4 separate regions of the Homo sapiens genome follow, and all the other regions are linked to region 2. Evidence: chromatin loops called from intact Hi-C (ENCODE). Cell type or tissue: HCT116. All regions are shown on one strand. Links, peaks and the distances in the headings refer to the core of each region. The heading gives the core; the rest is flanking DNA.

What was found. Peaks named below come from ENCODE experiments on the same cell type or tissue, not always from the same donor. Only the 100,000 strongest peaks of a DNase experiment are listed, where the experiment ranks them.
Region 1: a loop joins it to region 2, with 6 times the contacts of the local background. A loop is called at or near these places in 3 of 110 quality-filtered maps.
Region 3: it touches region 2 in a loop (6-fold over the local background); 56 of 110 quality-filtered maps call a loop at or near these places.
Region 4: a loop joins it to region 2, with 4 times the contacts of the local background. A loop is called at or near these places in 3 of 110 quality-filtered maps.

Annotation. Positions count from the first base shown.
Region 1 is chr18:21,911,938-21,918,284 of GRCh38, forward strand. It overlaps LOC105372016 (a long non-coding RNA gene), which reads left to right. Exons shown (of 4, transcript XR_935276.3): 3 at 3,310-3,414; 4 at 4,012-4,806. Among named protein-coding and RNA genes, the nearest start is that of LINC01900, 66 kb to the right of the region's middle. In HCT116, for the core only: CTCF peaks have their summits at 607 and 3,002 (motif pointing right); a DNase peak (open chromatin) is centred at 3,024.
Region 2 is chr18:22,795,629-22,801,975 of GRCh38, forward strand. The region is part of intron 2 of RBBP8-AS1 (RBBP8 antisense RNA 1); the gene reads right to left. LOC124904263 (a long non-coding RNA gene) reads left to right here and starts at 2,602. Exons shown (of 2, transcript XR_007066308.1): 1 at 2,602-2,859. In HCT116, for the core only: a CTCF peak has its summit at 3,590 (motif pointing right); a DNase peak (open chromatin) is centred at 3,613; H3K4me3 peaks cover 1,954 bases; H3K27ac peaks cover 513 bases.
Region 3 is chr18:22,980,579-22,986,925 of GRCh38, forward strand. It overlaps RBBP8 (RB binding protein 8, endonuclease), which reads left to right. Exons shown (of 19, transcript NM_002894.3): 7 at 1,640-1,815; 8 at 4,308-4,412. Among named protein-coding and RNA genes, the nearest start is that of RBBP8-AS1, 50 kb to the left of the region's middle. In HCT116, for the core only: a CTCF peak has its summit at 2,848 (motif pointing left); a DNase peak (open chromatin) is centred at 2,813.
Region 4 is chr18:23,810,461-23,815,460 of GRCh38, forward strand. It overlaps LAMA3 (laminin subunit alpha 3), which reads left to right. Exons shown (of 75, transcript NM_198129.4): 13 at 1-43; 14 at 2,597-2,643; 15 at 3,943-4,042; 16 at 4,728-4,780. Among named protein-coding and RNA genes, the nearest start is that of LAMA3, 120 kb to the left of the region's middle. RefSeq lists an enhancer at 1-29. In HCT116, for the core only: a CTCF peak has its summit at 2,292 (motif pointing left); a DNase peak (open chromatin) is centred at 2,271.

The DNA.
Region 1 (6,347 bases), core at 554-5,553, 880 kb before region 2:
TAATGTCGGGAATGACATGCTGTGTATTTCAGCCTGATCTATATAAGATAACTTGTTGTGGTAATTAAATTTTATTTTAAAAATTGCAGAGAATATGAAAAATTCTTTTTAATAGACTCATTTGACTTAATTTCATTTTTTACTTTCCAAAAAAAATTATTTTTTAGGGACAGGGTCTCCCTCTGTCACCGAGGCTGCAGTGCAGTGGTATGATCATAGCTCACTGCAGCCTCCCAACACCTGGGCTCAAGCAATCCTCCCACCTCAGTCTCCAGAGTATCTGGGACTACAGACTTGTGACACCATGCACAGCCTAATTTAATTTTCAAAAATTGTACATTTTCAAGGTGTACAGCATGATGCTTTGATATACATGTACATAGTTAAATGGTTCCAACAGTCAAACCAATTATTAGGTTGGTGCAAAAGTAATTGCGATTTTTGCCATTGACGTATCAGAGCCGTTTCTGCTGCAGCAGGTGAAGTGGATCTTTAGCCTGCCTCCACAGAAGCCTGTGTGTCTTGCTGCTAAAACCAGCCTACCAGTTTCCTAGAATCACAGCCTCCCACACCAGTGACCCTGGCTGCTGCAGCCTGTGGGGGTCACTGTGGGCTCTGTATTGGGAAGGCTGGAGGGGATGGGATTTGGAAGAAGCAAGTAGTGATTGGAAGTGGGTAGTGCCCAGGGTGTGCTAGGGCCAAAAAAGCAAAGGACTAGGAGGATCCAGACTTCAAGCTGATTGGGAAAATCCCATGTCTCCCTTTTCCTTTTAGATGTCTGTACCTTTCACTCATTTTTGATGCTGGTAAAAAGAAAACCAGAGCTGGCCATTCCCAAATCCTTTACAACTGCCCCTCCCGGGTTCTTTGTGTTTGCAAATGTAAATGCTAAAGGTCAGCAGGGTTTAAAGCACCTTTTTACCTCCAGCCACTTCCTTGCCCCTTAGAGGCCCAAGCTGGTTCTGAAAAAAGTGTCCAGCAGGGAAAAGCCTGCACCAACCTACCCACCATCACCCCAAATAAATGAGGGCCCAGAGCTTTGCATTGCTTGCAGCTTCTGTGCCTGACAGGCCTGCACTCTGGGTTTTGGAGAGGCCTTATTTCCAGCTGGTTACTAAGGCTGGTGCTGCCTCCAGGTGTGTTATCAGGAGGAGGACAGTTTAAATAGGGCTTATCACTGTGTATTCAATCAAGGTTTATGAGGACTGATAAAGATGTCACCTAGTTGCTTCGTGTGTTCATTAAAACTCTATTCCCTGGTGGGGATAGAAATGCAGGGGGGTTTGTTTTAAAAATTTTTAAACAAAAATTTTGGAACAACTACATGTTGTTCTTTTGATAAAGATGGCGCTGTGGTCAAGCCCATCTGTGTGATCAAACCCACAAAGGAGTGAAGGCAGTCCTCTCGGGCACAGTGCATTCGACCTCCACCTTCCCCGACAATACAACAGTCTTTAATACCATAGGTTATCATAATTGCTTATTTAAGAATTCAATGAACAGCACCACCCTTGGCCTAGGTGCAGCAATAAGCCATTGTGTGCTTTTAATTTTGTGTCCTTTTATATTACTGGATCATTATAACAAAAAGATATTTGTTTTAGTGTTTTATTTTAATAAAAGATTTCTAACTAAATGTGTTTGCCATAGTCCCCCTTTCATAGTCCCTCTTCCTCTTCTACTAGATAGAAAAAAAAAAGCAAAATAGCCCATATTTCCTTTACTAAACCCATAAGTTTGTACATCTAACTAGAGCTGCAGGGAGCATAGTGCAAGAAATGGGCGCTGCTCTGAATGGCTTTGTGTTCTGTGAGCCTAATTGCTGCTTTATAATGAGACCCAGTGTCTCTCAATGGCTCATTGAATATATTTTCTGTTTAATGTTACTAAAGAAGAATTGCAGAATGGAGAGTAAAAAATGTTTTAACTTTTCGGGGTTTTTTCCCCCACCTCCAGTTCAAAAGGCACCATTGCTTGCTGACATCTTCTATCTCCAAACCTATTAACGCTATATGACTAGTTAAAGATAGGGATTTGCTAGCAGGCTACATGTAGACTTTACCTGCATTCTGAACATTTTTAAAAAACAATGTTCAAGTTTACTAAACAAATATTTAAGAGTATTATAATTTTTTTTGAGACAGAGTCTCACTCTGTCACCCAGGCTGGAGAGCAGTGGCATGATCTCAGCTCACTGCAACCTCCGCCTTCTGGGTTCAAGCGATTCTCCTGGCTCAGCCTCCTGAGTAGCTGGAATTACAGGTGTGTGCCACCACACTGGCTAATTTTTGTATTTGTAGTAGAGATGGGCGTTCTGCATGTTGGCCAGGCTGGTCTTGAACTCCTGATCTCAGGTGATCCACCTGTCTCAGCCTCCCTAAGTGCTGGGGTTACAGGTGTGAGCCACTGCACCCAGCCCATAAAATGTTTAACTTTCATCAGCTTCAAGGTTTATGTTTCTCCCAAATTTTGCATACAGCTGAACTTTCAAATCTGCTGACACCCACTGAATTGATTCCACTCTGGATTTTAAGGTGTCAATTTCCTCTTGCATGTTTCTTTGCTTCTTCTAACATTTCTTGTGTTTCTTCTTGAGAATGGCTAATGAAAACATCACCAATTTGATAAGGTATCATTAAACAGTCATCATCTGCAAGCATGAGGTCATCACAAGCATCTTCTAAGTTTTGGAGTTGCTTCTTTTTTACTTCTGATGAATGTTTTTGTTGTTTTTGTAGAGGCAGGGTCTCCCTCTGTTGCCCAGGCTGGTGTCAAACTCCTAGGCTTAGGTGATCCACCTGCCTGGCCTCCCTAAACACTGGGATTACAGGTGTGAGCCATTGCACCTGGCCTTCTCTGATGTATGTTGACCATTAAATATAAGTGTCTTGGGGGATAAAATTACTTGCTCGTTTAATGTTATTTAAATTTGATTTTTTTTTATCTTGAAACTTGTGGACATGCCTTATCTCCACCACTGGGGGTCAGGCTCAGTATGGGGAATTTCTGCTCATTCCATCCCACAATGCAGTTCTTGGGGGCAGCAGAGGGAAGAGGAGTTAAGTAGACTGAATAATGAGGAATGATGGGAAGGTAGAGATGGTGGGATGGGGAGGGGTTGAGAGAAGCTGAGAACTCAAAGGGAAGACTGGGAGAACTGGGACTGCAGGGAGAAGTTAGGAGGGGGTGACATTCAGGTTCAGACCCCAGGAAAATCCTAATGTTGAGGGGAGGGATGCTTATGACTTTTTTGTGTCTGATGATGGCCAAATGCTGCAAGGTCCTTGATGAAATTGCTAATTCTCTTAGGTTGCATCTCCCCAGAAGACACCGAAACAAGGATTTCAGTGCAAGTTGTTTCATGGGAGACTTCAAGAAGCATCAGGGTCGATCCCAGCACTTTGGGAGGCCAAGGTAGGAGAACTGCTTGAGCCTGGGAGTTCGGGACCAGCCTGGGCAACAGAGTGAGACCTCATTTCTACAAATAAAAAAATTAAATTAAATTAAAAAATAGAAGCATCAACAAGAGAGTAGAGAAGAGATACAGGGGAGAGACGGAAACCAGTGGAGGATGTGATCTTGAGCAGCTCCTCTTGTGGGCGACTGGGCCTCAAGCTCCCTGGGGGGCTCTCGGAATTGATGAAGAACCAGTCTCAGAGTCTCTTTCTTGAAGAGCGAGGAAGCTGAGGCATTTGATCACTAACTCCTTCTAACTTGTCCTCATCATTGGCTGACAGCTACTCCCAGGGGTAGCAGCTCCCTGGAATTTCTGACTTGCCTTGTGAGCAGCATCGGCTGCCTGTGGGATGCAGGAGGAGTACAGGGGACTGTGGGCACGGCACTGACGGCGTCCGCAGCACTCGTGTCACCTTCTACCGTATGCATTTGAAAACACTTGCCATCACTTATTAATATGATTTATTTATTGTGAATATCATACTGTATTTATTAATTCTAGGATGGCTCTCTGCTTAACACTTCTTAAATTAGAACACCTCTTATAATTCACAGGACATCTTTCAATGGCTCCTGGCCAACTGGCAGCAGAATTTTACCTTCCTGTGCATGAATGACCTTGGATATTATTCTTGGTGGCATGACTGGACACCTGCAGCCTCTTGATGTTTCCAGTCAAAAAGGTATTTAAGAGCCATTTGTCAGGCGGACCACTTGAGCCCACGAGTTTGAGGCCAGCCTGGGCAGCATAGTGGCACGCTGTTTCTAAAAAACAAAACAAAACAAAAACAAAACAAACAAACAAACAAACAAAAAACGAAAGAAAGGAAGAAAGAAAGAGAAAAGAGCAGTAATATCTTCATCACTGGTCATTGGTCATTGTCTTTAAAACAACTTTCCATCGATATCTTCTGGGGAGAACAAGAGAGCACTAGTGTCAAAACTTCAACCAGCTTGGAAGAAAATTCTGGAGATAAGAGAGCAATAATTTTTTAGGTTGAATCACATAAGTTTGCCATCTTTTGGTCAAAAACAGTCTAATGAGCAATTTCACTTGGTTCCACTTACAAGAAAAGTTCCATCTCTAACACTCTTGATGGGACTGTGTGCAGAAATAAGGGCATTGACAAGTCGGAATTAAAACATAATCTAGAAGGGTTGCATTCTGAATATAAAAAGTTTTAGGAATATTTAAACCAGTTTGTTTTACTTATATTTTCCTTCTTTATACATATGACAAGAGTAATATTTTTTAAAAAATTATTTAAAGGCCTATTCATAGCTTGAAAAAAAATTCTTGCAGTAAAAGCATTTGCAAAAATATGAAATAAAATTTGACATGACAAGGAAGCATTATATCATTAATTGGCAGCTTTTCTTCCTTAGTGACGTAAAATAATGACATCATAACAATCAAGGAGTGTCTCAGATTTTGTGAAATATGATTTATCCCGCCATGGACCTCAGAGGCAGAGAGTGAGGTTGATCATAATTCTTGGTTTCAGGTCATATTTTCACCAATGGTTTGTGCTAGACCTATCTCTGATTTTGTCATTGAATATTGGGTGATAATTATCTCAGTCATATAGATAATAGAAGTGAGAAATGGGGATAAGAGGGAAAATTAGGGTGAGATATTCTAAAACCTTCTTGGTTTTAGACATTGCAAATATCTTCTCCCATTTCATCTTTTAACTTCATCTATAGTATATTTTGTTAAACAAAAATTCCTAATTTTTATGTAATTGAGTTTTTTAACATTGTTGCCTGGGAGCTCATGTTTTTGAAGTTTTGTTTAAGGAGTCCTTTTCCTGTAGGTCACAAAGATTTTCTTCAACATTTTCTTGTTTTGACTTCATAGTTTTATTTTTCATTCCTAAATTTTTTAGTCCGTCTTGAGTCCACCTTTGTTTGCGATGTTACGTGGGATTGAGTTTTATTTTTATTACAGTAAAAAAGTTTCCCCCAGGCTTCTGCTAAACAGACTTTCCACCATTCACTTATGGTGCCACCTTTATCATATGTTAAATTCCCACATATGCATGAGGGTATATCTGAAGTCTCCTTCAGTTCCATTGGTCAGTTTGTCTGTTCATGAGTACATTACCACACTGCTTTTATTATTATAGCTTTTAAATATATCTTAATATATGCTAGAGTATGTCCCCCTCTTCAATCTTATATAAAGTCAGTTAAGACTTTGGGAGGCTGAGGCAGGCAGATCACTTGAGGCCAGGAGTATGAGACCAGCTTGGACATATGGTGAAACCCTGTCTCTAACAAAAATACAAAAAATTAGCTGGGCGTGGTGGCACACGCCTGTGGTCCCAGCTACTTGGGAGGCTGAGGTAGGAGGATCATTTGAACCTGGGAGCCAGAGGTTGCAGTGAGCTGTGACTGCACCACTGTACTCCAGCATGGGTGACAGAGTGAGAACCTGTCTCAAAACAAACAAACAAACAAACAAATAAAGTTAATTATGTATTTTTGGTGGATACTTCTTCCATATAAATTTTAGAATGTGTTTATTGAATTTCTTTAAAAGTCCAATTGGAATTGCACTAAATTTGTAGATTAATTTGGGGGAGAACTCAGGGAATCCATCCAAGAGGATGGCATAGCTCCCCACTAACTCAGCTCATTTTGTACATCCTTTGTTACAGTTTAAAATGTTTTCCATCAGAGGATTTATAAATTCTTAACTTAGTAACTTCTCAGTTACTATATATTTTTTGTTGCTGTTATGAATAATACTATATTTTAAAAAGTGATGTTTCCTAGGCAGTTATCATTAGTTTAGAGCAGAGATAGGGACGCTTTTTCTGTAAAGGGCCAGATAGTAAATATTTTAAGCCTGGCAGCCATGTAAGGTCTCTGTTACATATCCTTCT
Region 2 (6,347 bases), core at 732-5,731:
GGAAAAGGAGGGAATGAAGAGTTATTGTTTAATGGGTACAGAGTTTCTGTTTGGGGTGATGAAAGACTTTTGGAAATAGTGATGGTTGCACACCACTGTGAATATAATTAATGCCCCTAAATTGTATACTTAATAGTTAAAATAGCAAATTTTATTATAACTATAATATACAAGTATATTATATATATAAATTTATATAAATTTCATATATTTATATATGTAAATATAAATATACATATATAGTGGCATATATATATATGTCACAACTTTTTAAAAAAGAATAAGGTCTAAAAATATCTTTCCCCTGTGAAAAACACTGTTAAGAGAATTAAAGGACAAGCTACAGAGCAGGAGAAATATTTGCAAATTACATATCCATTAAAGGATTTGTATCCAGATACTTCACCTCAGAGGATGTAAGAATAGCAAATAAGCACATGAAAAAATGTTCAATATCATTAGCCCTTAGGGAAATGCAAATCAGGATACTACTACAGGATGAGATACTATTACACACCTATTAGAGTTACTAAACTAAAAAATCACGACAAGACCACATACTGGATGGAACAACTTAACTCTCATATGTTAGAGGTGATAATTCAAAATGTTACAGCCACTCTGGAAAACAGTTTGGCAGTTTCCTATCAAATTAAACATGTACTTATCCAATGACTCATCAGTGGCACTCCTAGTTATCTACCCTAGAGAAATGAAAACTAAAATGTTTATAGAAACTATTTATAATCGTCAAATCCGGAAACAACCCAAATATACTTCAATGAGTAAATAGTAATAAACATACTGTGGAGCATCCATCCAATGGAACACTACTCAGCAGCAAAAAGGAACCAACTATTAACATTGTCTTCGTCAAGACTGCTATATACCATAGACAGGATGGCTTAAATGACTGACATATTTCTCACAGTTCTAGAGGCTGAGAAGTCCAAGATCAAGGTGCCCTTAGATTCAATTCGGTTCTTGGCTAAGGCCTTCTTCCTGGCTTGCCAAGAGCAGCCTTCTCATGGTTTCCTGACAAGGAGGAGAAAATGAGTTCTATTTGGTGTCTCCTCCCCAGCTTTTTTTTTTTTTTTTTTTCTCTTGAGACAGAGTCTTTCTCTGTCTCCCAGGCTGGAGTGCAGTGGCGCGATCTCAGCTCACCGCAACCTCCGCCTCCCAGGTTCAAGCGATTCTCCTGCCTCAGCCTCCCGAGTAGCTGGGGCTACAGGCTCCCGTCACCACGCCCGGCTAATTTTTCGTATTTTTAGTAGAGGCGGGGTTTCACCGTGTTAGCCAGGATGGTCTCTGGTCTGATCTCCTGACCTCGTGATCCGCCCACCTCAGCTTCCCAAAGTGTTGGGATTACAGGCGTGAGCCACGGCACCCGGCCTCTTCCTCTTTTTATAAAGGCACTAATCCCGTTGAAGGACTCCACCCTCACAATCCAAACCTAATTATCTCCCAAAGGCCCCACCTCCTAATATTACATTGAGGGTTAGGATTTCAACATAGGAAGTTGGGGTTGGGCATAAACATTCAGTCCATAGCAGATACACACAACAACATGAATAATTATCAAAGATAGTATCCTAAGCCAGTCTCAAAAGGTTATATGCTATACGTTTCCATTTATATGATATTGTGGAAAAGGCAAAACTATAGGTACTGAGAACACATCCGTAGTTGTCAAGGGTTAAGGTGGAGGAGGATAGGACCATAAAAGGATAGCATGAGTTAGTATTTTGGGTGATAGAACTATTCTGTATCCTGATTGTGATGGTTATTGCATGAATTTATATATGTTAAAACCTCTAGAGCTAAAACTCTCCCCAAAAAAGTCAATTTTGTTGTATATTAATTTAAAAAATTAAAAGATGGTGTTAGATTCTAGTTAGGGAGCAAGAGTATCAGAAAAGGACATTTATGTAAACCTAAGTGTACTACAAGCCGAGATCATTACCAGTTATAACTAGGATATAGCGATTGTCTATTTAAGGGAAAGAATTTTTTTTTAAGTAATGGAACTACGGTTAACCTTACAAACTTCAAAATAGTAAAATACGTAAAGAGAAATTAACACTAGCCTGTGAATCTGGTAGTGGGAAGAAGATTCACTGGCGGAGGAATAAGGAGTCCTGCTCAAATATCAGACTCCAGAGCACATCAAATGGAGCCTGAGCCTGAAGATGAGTGTAACGACAGAAGAACGTGAGCAAGAGTCAGATCTGAAGAATGGAGAGGCATTTCTTCACTGTCTCCCCTACTCCTTTTTTTTTTTTTTTTTTTTTTTTTTTTTTTTTGAGACGGAGTCTCGCTCTGTCGCCCAGGCTGGAGTGCAGTAGCGCGATCTCGGCTCACTGCAAGCTCCGCCTCCCGGGTTCACGCCATTCTCCTGCCTCAGCCTCCGGAGTAGCTAGGACTACAGGAGCCCGCCCACCATGCCCGGCTAATTTTCGTATTTTTAGTAGAGACAGGGTTTCACCGTGTTAGCCAGGATGGTGTCGATCTCCTGACCTCCTGATCCGCCTGCCCAAAGTGCTGGGATTACAGGTGTGAGCCACCGCCCCTGGCCTTTTTTTTTTTTTTTTTTTTTTTTTGAGACAGAGTCTTGCTCAGTCGCGCAGGTTGAAGTGCAATGGCGAGATCTCGGCTCACTGCAACCTCCGCCCCCCAAGTTCAAACGGTTCCCCTTTTGAAGAGAGCAATTCAGAGGGCCATTAACTATATAAGCACAAGAAAAGTCCAAAGATCCTGGAGCTACCTAGGGAACAGAGCTCCAAAGAAAGCCTCCTGCGTGGAAGCTTCCCTGAGGAAGAGCTGATAACACCTTAAACCTCCTCTGGATTCAAGTTAAAGGTGAGAGGGAAATTTTCCAGTGGAATCCTGCCCAGCAGTTAATTACAAATGGCAAATTTTAAATCATCTCTGCTTTGGTGTTCTGTGTTAGAATGGAAATGGAGATGGACAAACTGTTTACTTCTTTCATTTACTTTGTAGCGCTGGGGTGAGGGGACTCTAGGCTGTTTTGTTTCAAGGAATTGTTTAAACTTTTTATTAAATTTTATTTTAATCAAGACGGAGTCTCGGTCTGTCACACAGGCTGGAGTGCAGTGGCGCTAGCTCGGCTCACTGCAACCTCCGCCTTCTGGGTTCAAGCGATTCTCCTGCCTCCCGGGTTCAAGTGATTCTCCTGCCTCAGCCTCCCGAGTAGCTGGGATTACAGGCGCTCAACACCATGCCCAGCTAATTTTTGTATTTTTAGTAGAGGTAGGGTTTCGCCATTTTGGCCAGGCTGGTCTGGAACTCCTGGCCTCAAATGAGCCTACTGCCTTGGGCTCCCAAAGTGGTGAGATTACAAGCGTGAACCACTGCATCCAGCTCAGATTTTCAAAGTGAGGGTAAATTCTAGGAAATAAAACAGAAGATTATAGAGGTGAATAATTTAAGAATTTTAATTAATGCATAGAAAATAATAGTGCATAGTGCTGGTGTCTTAGAATATGTTTACTATTCTTTGAATATTTATTTCTGAAATTCGTCCCTTCATTTGACAGAGCTGTATGTGGATTACTACAAATGTCCACCAGAGGGAGACTCAAGACTGAGTTTTCCCCTTGGGGTTCCTTCAGGTTTAATTAGTACTTGGGCCAAAATCTCTACCACATGTTGTTATAGGGAGGCAATCCAAGACGGCGAAGAGATTTATGGTTCTGGAATGAGATAAAAGGATAAATAAAGGGATGGTTCTATCCTTAAACATCCCTGCTTTTTCTCTGGGGCTTGGGTCACTTTCTCTTACTGATCCTCTGAGGTTTGCAAAACTGAGTTATTTGTCTGCTTTTGAAAGCAAAGCCCTTAGGATTCCTGGCACTATCCACGCTGAAAAAAACCGTAGGAATACTCCCACCCACTAGCAAAGAAATGTGTCATTCAACTCACAGGAGGCATTTACTAAATTCAGGAGATCCCTCCAGGGATTATAATGTTCTGCCAGAGCCAAAGGCAATCTAGTCCCAAGCCATACCATGGAATTTGGTAGAGGATGGTTTTAGTCTTCCCTGAAGTCTTCATTTGTTAGTTCATTCAACAAAGAGGAAGACTTTATTAAGAGGCAGGTATTGTTTCACTTTTTAAAAGATATCTCTAATTATAGGAAAAATCTAATAATGAAATGAATTTATCATTAACATGCAAAAGCTGTTCTAAAACAGATTTCTGAATAGAACATGTTGTTGGTATAGTTTACATTTGAGATTTTAGGAAACACTTTTATATCACCTATTATGTGCAAAGGGGAAAAGCTTTTTGACAAACAGATATTAACATAGAAGTACAACTATGAGGCACTGCTGTGATTTTCCTTTTCAGAGTTTTGTTTTTTAATAAATCAGACATAGATGGTTGCACAATTACTTTCTATTCATGATCACCTAATTTCCCACATTAAGCCCTGAAACCAAATCTTGAAAATGAAAATAAAATTAGACTGCAACCTGCCACCCACTAGGGAACAAACACCTCTACATGCCTTGGCTACAAATTTAACAATAAAAAAAGACTTTAAATCCCACTTTAATATCTAGGACTTGGGGGTCTGGGGTCAGGTAAAAGCAGGGTAATAGCAAAGGAGTGATTTTTCCCTTACTTCTAGGTTAAGCAGGCTGGTTGTACGGGGAAGCAGTGACTGGTAAAGAGTTAAAGCTCACAGAGTTAACTCACTGGTTAAGAGTTAAAGCTGGTTAAGAGTACCAGCTCACAGATTTGCAGTGAGAAAGAACCCAAGCTCTTAGCATCCTTTTCCTTGGGCTCTAAATCAGTTGTGGGAAACAGTGAAAGGTAACATACAGGACAGGATTTTTTTAGCGAGATCACCTTCAGCCATGGTTTCTGATGCAAAATGTTCTCCCGCCAGCACCCAAGACCATAGATGCTGTGGCGGTGGTGGCAGCAAACACTGGGCATGCTTGGACGGGCAGCCACAGGGTTGCCACGGTCTCGGCAGGGTCTAGTAGACAGAGGTCTTGTGATATCTGCTGGGAGTCATGGGAACAAGTGGGAATTTATCTTTGGTTCCAGAGAACATAAAATGACCCATTTCTTCCAGTTGCGCAATAAAAGAGAAACTTAAGAAGGAAAAATGAACCAGTATAAAATGTAAACTTAGCTGTGTCTGTTTTGGTCCTAGAGGAGCAAAGGTGATTGGATTGACTGCAGAGACTATGACACCTCGCCATTTCCTCTTGTCCATAAACAGACACAGAATTGCAAGAACTTTTACGGCCAAAGGTTAATCATAGAAAGGGATTGGTTTCCATCTCCAAGAAACAAATCCGTACCAGAAATCTGATGACATGTTCCTGGATGGACCATAAAAACCATTTTCCTAAATAACATCAGCTGACTCTCTGGATTCTATCTTTGGGACTATCCTCAAATTCATTAGGGAAATCATTATATTGAATCAGTTTAATTTTACCAGGGTATCACACCATTTGCAAAGCTATGTCATACAATCACATAGTCAGTATGGATGAAAATACTATTAATTAGAGATAAGCATTTGTCCAAGAACTTGCTGTAATAGGATCTTGTGGGGATTTATCAAATCTTGTGAGGATTTATCGTAGTCCTTTGCCAATCAGAAACACAAAATAGATTTAGATGTAAAAATGGAGTTCTCCATCTTACAGGAATAGGTCCTTGTGACTTTTTCTTTCTAAGAAAAAAAATGAGCTCATTTCATTATTCTCACCCTCCTCTCCTGTTTAAAGAAATCTGATCTGGTAGGAAATAACAAGCAATGAGCCTTAAATTTTAGTATTATCTTTTTAAGAGTTTCTTAAAATTGCCTTTTGAAAGTAGTTCAGGCTTAGGCCCAAAAATAATTATACTTAGGTCATAAAAACAGAATTTCTAATATGCAAAATTCTTTTAGAAAATCTTTTAAAACATAATAACCATGTAAACCTTACTCTCCATTTCTTTATGAAGAATGGAAATTAAACATGATAAAATAATCTAATTTTGGCCAGGCACAATGGTGTTTGCCTGTAATCCCAGTGCTTTGGGAGGCTAATGTGGGAGGATCACTTGAGCCCAGGAGTTCAAGACAGCCTGGGCAACACAGCAAGACCCTGTCTCTACAAAATATTTAAAAATTAGCCTGGCATGCTGGTGCATGCCTGTAATCCCAGCTACTCAGGAGGCTGAGGCAGGAGGACTGCTTGAGCCTAGGAGTTCAAGGTTACAGTGAGCTATGATAGTGCCACTGCACTCATGCCTGGGCAACAGTATGGCCCTATCTCTTAAAAAAAAAAAATCGAATTTCTTCACAATCAACTTTT
Region 3 (6,347 bases), core at 543-5,542, 180 kb after region 2:
AAAAATGGGAGGGGCACCATCAGGTCATGTAGGATCTTCATGGATCAAAGGACTTTGGCTTGTGTTCTCAGTGAAATGAGCAGATGTGACAGGGTTTTCATGAGATTTCATCCATATGACTTAAGTCTTTTTGGGGTTTTTTTTTTTTTTTTTGGAGACAGGGTCTCACTGTGTTGCCGAGGCTGGAGTGGAGTGGCATGATCATAGCTCACTGCAGCCTCGACTTCCTGGGCTCAGGCAACCCTCCCACCTCACCCTCCCAAGTAGCTGAGACTACAGGTGTGTGCCACCACGCCTGGCAAATTTTTTAATATATTTGTACGTAGCAATAGGGTTTTGCCTGGGCCTCCCAAAGTGCTGGAATTGTAGGTGTGAGCCACTTATGTCTTTTTTTTTTTTTTTTTTTTTTTTTGAGACGGAGTCTCGCTCTGTTGCCCAGGCTGGAGTGCAGTGGCACGATCTCAGCTCACTGCAAGCTCCGACTCTGGGTTCACGCCATTCTCCTGCCTCAGTCTCCCGGGAGCTGGGACTACAGGCACCTGCCACCACACCCAGCTAATTTTTTGTATTTTTAGTAGAGACAGGGTTTCACCGTGTTAGCCAGGATGGTCTCGATCTCCTGACCTTGTGATCTGCCCGTCTCAGCCTCCCAAAGTGCTGGGATTACACGTGTGAGCCACCGCGCCCGGCCCCAATTTATCTCTTAATAGGACTCTTGTGACTGTTGTTGAGAGTAGACTATAAGGGGGCCTAGATAAAAGCAGTAACAGAAACTCAAATTTTGAAGCCTTCTTGTAGACTATGGATAACACATTTGGTTAACAATGTGTTATTGTTAGGGTCTGACTGCTGAGATTTAAATCCTGACTCTGTTACTATTTTAGTAAATGACTTCTGTATCTTCATTTCCTCATTTGTAAAATGAAAGTAGTAATACCTCACAGAGTTGTGATAATTAAACTCATAATTTAAATAGTGCCGGGCAGTGTAAACACATAACAAAAATTGGTTGTTATCATTGTTAGTGTTCTCATCCTGTATTTGTCAAGCATGCTAATTCTACTACCATGATGTTTAACGTTCTTTCCTTTCCATATGTACTTAAAATATTCTAGTTCAGACCGCAGACAGAGCGGCTTGCCTGGACTATTATAGCCACTAATTGATTTCCTTGCCTCCTGTCCTTCTGTCCCAATCTTGCACAATACTGTTAGATTGTCACATTATATCCAAGCTCTAAAACCTTAATTTCTTTCCTCTTGCTTTCTACATTATGTGCACATTGAGCTCATGGCTCTCGTTCATGTAATTCCAGCTTTCCCTTCTCCAACATAAGTACACAGTACTGCATGCCTTTCCTCAGACTGTGGGTTCTCTCCTGATCTTGTCTGCAATTTGAAATACTTTTAATTTCACCTGAAGTGCTATTGACTATACTTTCTACTTCACTTCTCACATAGTATTTCCCACTGGGTACTGTAATCATTCGTGTACTTATCTACTTAGGTTTGGAACATTAGATGCAAGGGATTACATCCCTTAGAGCTTCATGTTTGTGTTCTACTGTAACTCCATGCCATGTAGTAAATGTTTTAATACTCATTGAATTGATTTTCTTTCCATTGTCATTCTTCTCTAGGAATGATCAACAGCATCAAGCAGCTGAGCTTGAATGTGAGGAAGACGTTATTCCAGATTCACCGATAACAGCCTTCTCATTTTCTGGCGTTAACCGGCTACGAAGAAAGGAGAACCCCCATGTCCGATACATAGAACAAACACATACTAAATTGGAGCACTCTGTGTGTGCAAATGGTAAGAGTTGGAGTTGTATTTTAGTTCTCTGGTTTTGTAAACCAGTGTTCATCTACTAGTTTTTATGTTATTCAATCTAGTGATAAGAAGATAGTCACTATTCTGGTATCCCATGGTACAACTATGAGTTTAACTTCTATTTGTAAAGTGACTGAGAAGGCGTTTTCTGCCCGTGTTATGTATAGATACGTGTCATCTATATGACATGTAAATATACCATATTTTATAAATGTAGTAAATAGTTTCTTTTTTCTTTTTATTTTAAAAATATTCCTATGTGTATATATCCAAGTGGGATAGAAGGAAAAAGGAAAGGAACTTAATGTTAATTTCTACCTCCTGTGTACCAGGTATTATGCTGAGTGATTTGCATGTATTATTGCTATGTTTTAATTCTCGTAACAGGCTTGTGAGATAACTATCAGCTCTTTTGTTTTATAGATGAGGAAAGATATGTTTAGAAAGGTTAACTCACTCAAGGTCAGCTATTATGTAGATGAGTCAAAATTCAAATACAGATCTTCTTAGCTCTGAACTTTCCTACTCTCCAGGTCTTGCCACATGGGTACTCCTGCCATTGGAGCTGTCTGTAACTGGCTATTTTTATTTGTTGTAATTTGTAGGAGTTAGTGGTAATCAAGAAATGGTGTTATAATATGTACACTTTGTGGCTTTTCAGTGACATGTTTCTAATTCCAGCCTAGTTTATCATTTCTGCTAAATGCTTTAAAACTGTCTTTTCACATAGTCCCAAAATTTGTTATGTGCCATGATACAAGTATTACTTTTAGTATTAATCTAAAGCAAACAGTAAAGACTTTAATTTTTAACCTAAACTATTTGCAACAAGGAAAGCATGGGGGACGGGGGATATATATGTACTACTATATTTGTATAATACAAATAAATTGTTGACAGTAAATATGCCTTTAAACAAATAAGCAGATCTTATTCTTAGATGTTGGAACATTGACAGTTTTCCCCCACTTTATAAGCGTTTGTATCACCATCTAGTGGAAAACAAAAGAACTGTTAAAAATCCTACACTTAAATAGGAGCTAAGTTAAAATGTAAAATCATAGATCTAAAATGAATATCCGTTGACCTTTTAGTTTGCTATCAGACAGGACATGAATCATTAAAGATAATCACTGCATAATTTACATCAGGTTTAAATTCACAAATAAGAATATCTAGAAAACAATTCCATATTAGGAAAGTCTTTTGTAACCAATATAAATGCTTCTGGTTTATTTCTTCTTTGTATGAAAGCAGCATGTAACTATTTAGAAATTTAATTCACTTGCTTTAACCTTGTTCTGATCATTTTTTACTTGGAATCTGAAATTTGGTTTTAAGATGTACGATAACCTTGAGCCATACAAATGATTTTAAAATAATTTTAAGGCCGGGCACGGTGGCTCACACCTGTAATCCCAGCACTTTGGGAGGCCAAGGTGGGTGGATCACGAGGTCAGGAGATCGAGACCATCCTGGCTAACATGGTGAAACCCTGTATGTACTAAAAATATAAAAAATTAGCTGGGCGTGGTGGCACACGCGTGCAGTCCCAGCTACTCGAGAGGCTGAAGCAGGAGACTTGCTTGAACCCTGGAGGTGGAGGTTGCAGTGAGCTGAGATCATGCCACTGCACTCCAGCCTGGGCAACAGAGCAAGACTCCATCTCAAAAATAATAATAATAATAATAATTTTAAATGCTTTAATGACTAATTAGTCCTGTTCTCTAACTTCCCTTGCTTGCTTATTTTAAGGTTTATAATGCTTTTTAATATTACTCTCAAGTTATAAATAGTAAAACCATTTCACTTTACCTTGTCCTTATTTTGGTTTTCTTTGAACTAAATCTTTAAATATTGGAGTGATTTCTGATAAAGCATGCTTCAGAGTTTCCTTCCCGAAAATAGAAACTCTAAAACAAAGATCATGGAGATAAATGATATAGTATACATTAGATTGATTGATCATTTGTTTATTGATTGATTATTTGAGATAGGGTCTCACTCTGTCATCCAGGGTGGAGTACTGTGGTGTGATCTGTAGCTTACTACAGCCTGGAACTTTTAGGCTCAAGAGATCCTCCTGCCTCAGCCTCCCAAGGTGCTCAGATTACAGTCATGAGCCACTGTGCCCAGCCCAGTATACCTTTTTAAATTAACCTGCTGATTTGTAACAAATATAAAAAGAGAAGTAACACTAAAATGTTACTACTCTAGGCAATTTGGGTTAGAAGAAGCTGTCTGTTCTAGTCCCCTCTCTCCCAATGTCTTAACTTAAACAGCTTTGTTTCTTAGTGAAATTAAAGGAGCTTACTTCTTAGAATATGATAATTATGTCAATAAAACAGTACTTATATTGGATTTAAATACAGATAATACATAAAAATTTTAAATATGAATAAATAAAAATAATTTGATAATGCTTTTCATCATCATTGTTTATTGTGTAATCTCTTATTTTTTTCTCCCCTTAGAAATGAGAAAAGTTTCCAAGTCTTCAACTCATCCACAACATAATCCTAATGAAAATGAAATTCTAGTAGCTGACACTTATGACCAAAGTCAATCTCCAATGGCCAGTAAGCAAGATACTGAGATTACTTTACAAGTTTAAAATTGTGGTTATTGGTGGGTAACAGTGACCCACAGTCTAACTTAGACAATATTTTAAAGGTATTTTCCATATAATTTTGTTTATATTACTAGTTTACTATCTTTTTCATATTGGAAAGTAATGTTATCCTATTCATATAAATATCCCTAATCATATTAATATAAATTACTAATAATTTTAAGTAAAGAAGGCTTTACTGTGATTTACTTATTTGTTCAACAAATATTGAAGCATCTGTTGTATACCAGGCACTGAATAAAACAAAGCCCTTGTCCTCATGGAGCTTATGATCTAGTTGAGGGAGAAATAAAATTTATGTCAGATAGAAGCAAGTGCTCTGAAGAAAAGTAAAGCAGGGTAAGAAGGGATATTAGAAAGCCTCACTTGTAAAGTGATGTTTGCATAGGGACTGAGGGAGGGAAGTGAGTCACGTGGCTATCTGGGAGAAGGGCACCCAGGCAGAGAAATTAGCAAGCCCGGAGGCTTTGCAGTGAAGATGCCATTTGGTTTGTTTGAGGAACATTAAGGAACCCTGTGTGGCTGGAGCAGAGTGAGTAAAGGGGAGATTGGTTTGGACAACAGGAAAAATAGAGTTACCATTTACTGAGATGGAAGACTGGGAGCCGCAGGTGTATAGGTTGGGGCGGGGGTGGTTAAAATTAGAAGTTTGGTTTCGGTAATATTCTGTTTGAAATGCAAACTCAACATTCAGGTAGAGTTTGGATTCATGAGTAGATGTGAGTTAGAATTTAGAGAAGTTGAGGATGGAGACACATATGGAGGTCATCAGCAGGTAGATGGCATCTAAGCCATGAAACTAGATGAGATTACCAAGCAAGTGATAATAGATGGGGATAAGAAGAAGTCCAAGTATTGAGCCTTGGGGAACTTCATTATGTAAAGTCATGATTTTCAACTTTTCTTTTGTTGAACAACCCCCACCCCAGCATTTTTAGACATTTCCCCCCTCCCCCCAGTCCCTTCCCTGCTGGAATTTTATTACTGCAGATCTACTGTATATCTGTTTAGGTGATACGTGTATGCATGTATGTCTGTGCTTTATACATAGTAAGGTTTTTTTTGCTCCCCCCTGCCCCGAACCATTTTTCACCCCCTTAGAGAAAATACTGTAGCTGTTGAGGTTGCGAAAATGAGTAGGAACCAACAAAACAGAGAAGGAGCTGCCAATGAGATAGGAAAACTAAAAATGATGTCCTTTAAGCCAAGTGGAGAGAGGACGAAGAGGTGATCAACTGTGTTTAACAATGCTAATAAGTCAAGTAAGATGAAGACTTCTTAGAATTGACCATGAGATTTGGTTGCATGTAGATCATTGAGTGTTAAACTAGTAACATGATAAAAATTGTTAAGGTGTAATGGTGACCATCTGAGATCGGTCTCATGTTCAAAGGAAACTAAGGACAGAGAAAGTGGAAAGAGCACACACAAACAAGTACTCCCAAGACATTTTGCAGTAAAGAGGAGGAGAGAACAGGACAGTGGCTAAAGAAGAACATGGGTCAAGGGAGGATTTTTTTTCAAGATGGAATATTATAGCATGATCGGCATTTATTTATGTTGATAGGATGATCAAGTAAATAGGAGAAAATTAATAATTCTGGAGAAAGAGGGAACAATTGCTACATCCTTAAAAAGGTCAGAGGAGATGAGATCCAGAGCCCAGTTGGGAGGGTTGGTCAAGGTTAATCACTTATTCATTTTATAATAGTGTAAAAGTTACATACTGAAAGCTACAAATCATTTTATATTAACATGTGTGTCTGTTTGTCTGTCCATGAGTATGTGTGCATGTGCATGGAGGCTCAGGGTCCAGCAAAGGGTGCTAGGGATACAACACAGAGGGTGGCAGATCCTTGCTTCTCAGCTCTCTAGAACCAAT
Region 4 (5,000 bases), core at 1-5,000, 1.0 Mb after region 2:
GACAGGTGTCTCTCAGGAGCTTATGATTTCCCCCACTGCCAAGGTAGGAAAGTCAGCAGATTGCTAGAGGGCTGGTTCCTCTCTGAAGTGTGTGCAGCCAGCCTCCCAGAGAAGCCTGCAAATCCCCCACAGACTCACCACTGGCCACCCCCACATCCTGCTTTCACAGATCTAGTCTGCTTGGTTCCTCACCTGTTCAAGTCTGGTTTGAAAACACGTATATCATATATGTACCCTCAAAGGAATCCAGAAATGATTTTTTTAACTAAAAATAATGTAAATTTCCATGTGCTATACATGTGGGTTTCTTGGTTCACATGTCAGTTTTCTGTGGATAGCATTGTGGCATAGGTGACTCCTTTGAGTTAAAGGGGCCATTTGTTGTCTTCTGTCCCGAGGCATCATGCCTTCTTTCGCTCCCAGCTTGTGGTGCTAATGCTGGCAGCACTGTAATGTTTCTAACAGATCCACTTGCCAGCAGGCTTAGCAGGACCTTTGCTGTGTTTCGGGCCTCTCTCCCTGCCCTCCTCTGGCCTTCTGGGGGACCGTGTCATCGTACTTCAGCCCAAGTGTTGGGGAAGGCGGGTGGGATGCACTGGAGTCTATGCAGTTTGGAGAGAGTGCACTGAGGGGGAGATGAAAACCAAGCCTGCAGCTGTGGGACGTGGTTGGTATTCATCCCTCTGTTGATATGAGAGATTAAGGCTTGCCCATGTACCATGGCAGAGGGGACAGAAATGAGATGTCCACAAATTTCCCTGGGCTCCCTGGTGTGTGCAGCCAGAGAGCAGACCAGTAGCTCTTGTCAATTTCGGAGAACTCTTGCTACTGTGAAGAGGTGTTTGTGGAAGGCTGACCCAGACTATCCATCAGGAGAATGTGGTTTCTCAGACCCCTTCCTGCGCTTTGAAGACAGGACTGACTTCATTTCCCAGAATCTTCCTAACCAGAATCCTCTGGAGACCAGGTTTCCTTGAGGGTGGAAGTTGCAGCAGGCAGTCAGAGGTGGGTGCTTGCCTTTCAAAAGGCCTGAAGGTCCCTAGGATGCGAGGGCATCCTGCATGGGTCTGCTCACCTCCATGGGCCTCAGGAGCAGAAGGAAGTGCTGTGGCTGCCTGGCAGAGAAGCTGAGCAGCCACAGTCATCCCAGGGCTAGATGGCAATGTTTGTGTCCTGGAGAGGAACCCGAGGTTGGGCATGGAAAACAAACAGCTGGAAATTTGTGTTGGGTATTACGGAAAAATGCAGGGAACAGGAGAACATCAGAAAAGAAAGAGAGGGCAGGGTGGCTCATGCTTGTAATCCCAGCACTTTGGGAGGCTGAGGCGGGAGGATTGCTTGAGGCCAGGAGTTGGAGACCAGCCTGGGCAACATAATGAGATCCTGTCTCTAGAATTTTTATTTATTTTTGATTTTATTTTATTTTTTTTTGAGACAGAGTCTCGCTCTGTCCCCCAGGCTGGAGTGCAGCGGCATGATCTCAGCTCACTGCGAGCTCTGCCTCACGGGTTCAAGCGATTCTCCTGCCTCAGCCTCTCGAGTAGCTGGGATTACAGGCATGTGCCACCATGCCTAGCTAATTTTTTGTATTTTTAGTAGAGATGGGGTTTCACCATGTCAGCCAGGATGATCTTGATCTCCTGACCTCGTGATTTGCCCGCCTTGGCCTCCCAAAGTGCTGGGATTACAGGCGTGAGCCACCACTCCCAGCCTCTAGAAAATATTTTTTAAAATAACCGGGCATGGTGGTGCATGCCTGTCATTCCAGCTCCTCAGAAGGATGAGGTGAGAGGATCACTTGAGCCCAGGCATTGGAGGTTGCAGTGAGCTATGATCGTGCCACTGCACTCCAACCTGGAAGACAGAGCAAGACCCTGTCTCAAAAAAGAGAGTGAGAGAGAGAATGAAAATCATCAAGGGGAAGCTGAGGCAGACAGAAGCAAACAAAGCCAATAGGGTTAAGGAACAATTTATAAGCAAACAAGATCCTATTATGGATTTATTTAAATGATTTGAAAAACCAGACTCAGAACAGACTTACCCAGTTCAAACACTGTGTAATTGTAATACTGAAACATTGCAAGATCCCAATTTATTGAAGAGAGATTATATTTGGTTTGTAGTGTTATACTAAGTCAGGAAAACAAACCAATTGATTTTATAAATAACTTTAGTACGGGTGGGAACAAGGAGGTGTGATAATTAAAGATGTACTTAGAAATTCTAGAACGTCTTTTAAATGGGCAATTAAAAGTCTCTTGGTACAATATTGCCCTCTTCTGGACAATACTAATGATGCTCAAAATTTTAGAATCTTTCCCTAATCTCCTCCTTCATCATCAATTAGAAGTGAACTGTCATGAGTAGACAGGATAGGGATTTGTTCAGTGGCAAAAGAGGTAATTTGGGGATTAAGGACCATAAATGTCATTCAAGATGCCTGACTATGAATTGCATGCAGACTTTGCCACACATCTATCGAAAATATAAATGTAGATACACTATTTTTGAAAACAAAACGTTTAAAACTTGAAACATCAAAACAAAGAGAAAAACAAACTACCAGATAATTTAAAAATTTCTGAATCATATTCAGGTTCCAGCAGTGCTTGTGACCCAGCTGGTACCATCAACTCCAATTTGGTAAGTAGACTATAAAAGGGTTGCAATTCTAACTATCTCTATTATTCTCATGCATATTAAGGACTAACAGTGTGGGCACTTCCAGAAATTAAAATAAGACCCAAGGCTAAATTGCTTAAAGAGGTCATTGTTGTTTTTCAAAGAGCATATGTGATTTTGTGATTTTTTTTTTCAAAAACAAAAGAATAAGATTTAGTTAAACTTGTTACTCTGGAGTCCTAGAGTTTAACTCTTACTGCAGGTTTGTAGGTTACTCAGAGGGTGTTGCCTCTGTGGAGCCCTGCATGTAAGTCTGACAAACATAATTAATAACATTGAGAAAATCAATGGCCAAGGACACATTAAATAAAGTTGGCTGTGTACAAAATAATTACAATTTATTTTATATTATTCCAAGCACAATACCATGGTATTCTGAACATTTTTTTTCTTTTTCTTTTCTTTTCTTTCTTTTTTTTTTTTTTTTTTTTGCTCTTGTCGCCCAGGCCGGAGTGCAGTGCCGCGATCTCAGCTCACTGCAACCTCCGCCTCCTGGGTCAAGCGATTCTTGTGCCTCAGCCTCCGAGTAACTGGGATTACAGGCACGCCCCACCACACCTGGCTAATTTTTGTATTTTTAGTAGAGATGGGGTTTCACCATGTTGGCTAGGCTGGTCTCGAACTCCTGACCTCAGGTGATCCACCTGCCTCAGCCTCCCAAAGTGCTGGGGTTACAGGCGTGAGCTACCACACCCGGCCTATTCTGAACAATTTTCTGAGATAATTTAGAAATTGTCTGTCTTCTTGGCCTCAGAGCCTAGAGATGCCGACTTCCAGGCACAGAATGGATGGAGTGAAAGAGGTTCTGCCATCCTTCCCATAAGCCTTGATGACATTGATGCAAGGCTGTGAATCTTGCATATTACAAAAGCACTCTCAGATAAACAATTCTTTACTGATTTTCAACATGTTAAATATTCAGACATTTTTTCTATTTAAATTGGTAGTCTATGCTGTAACAGTATCAACAGACACTGACAATGTTATAAATAAGAGTGATTTTTAAATTTTCTTTCTCCTTATTTTCCAGTTTCTTTTTAACCACAAATGCGGATTACATGCATAACAAATAAATGAATAAAAATAAACAAAAGCAATTAGCAGACTGTTGAAATCAACCCAGTATTTTTTCCCCCTGGATACACTTAATTACTTTTCATGACCAAAATATGTTTCTGTGACAAGTCTTTGCTCACGCACAGGTTTGAAAACATGTCTTAATTCCAAGATGTCAAATGTTTGTTTGATTTTCATTCAAAGGGGTATTGCCAATGCAAGCTTCATGTTGAAGGTCCTACTTGTAGCCGCTGCAAACTGTTATATTGGAATCTGGACAAAGAAAACCCCAGTGGATGTTCAGGTAGGTTTCTTATATGTCATAATTTACTATATTATAATGTTCTCTTAATTTTCTCTGCCTCAGTGACTAAATCCACAAAAGAGCTATTTGTTGAATCACTTCAATTTGACAAGATTCTATGTAATGTTCTGATGTTTTCCCCCCACTTTTGACAGAATTTCTGTCACTTTCAAAATCTTAGCAAGGGATTTCTATCCTGTTTCTGTATGTATTTTGTTGTTTGAGAAGGCAGCTACTTGATAAATGGTTTTTATGTCCTTGTTTTTATAATTTACTTTTTCTGGTTTAATTTTAATTTTATGCTTATATCAGAGCCAGTATAAGGACTTAAAAACACCGAGTTAAGGATACTGAATAACCTTGAATAGAGTGTATTTTCATGCATGCATATCAGTAATGACCTCGGCATTGGAATCATTCAAAAATCCCATGATGTTGCAGCTTTTGTCATGAAGTAGCCATGAACTAGCTGTTACTTTTTGTAAATGGATAGTGTGGATTGGTCTGTTCTGCCAACTTCAGAAAGCAGTCTAATTTTAGGCCTCAGCGATGCAAACTCTCATTCTGTTGAACTGCGCTGGCAAGGCCAACTGCACACGTTGTGTTGCAGCTGTGTAATGTTCCCAGAGCCAGGAACTGTCTTTTGTGTCTCCCTTAGTTCAAGGATGCTCTCTTATCTCCACAGAATGCAAGTGCCATAAGGCGGGAACAGTGAGTGGAACTGGAGAGTGTAGGCAGGTAAAGTGGGCTGAGTTTTCATGTGACAACAGCAGAATGCTACAGCAACTGCTTGTGGGGTTTCTGGGGGCGTGTGTTAGTACTTCTGTCATTCTACAGTGCATGGTAATCCTTTCCAGATCCTGGCTACACTGCTTCCTATTATACAGTGAGGCAGTTTTCAATCTTGAAGATTAGTGAATTCTGTAATTATATCAAATGTTGTCATCTGGCTCACTGT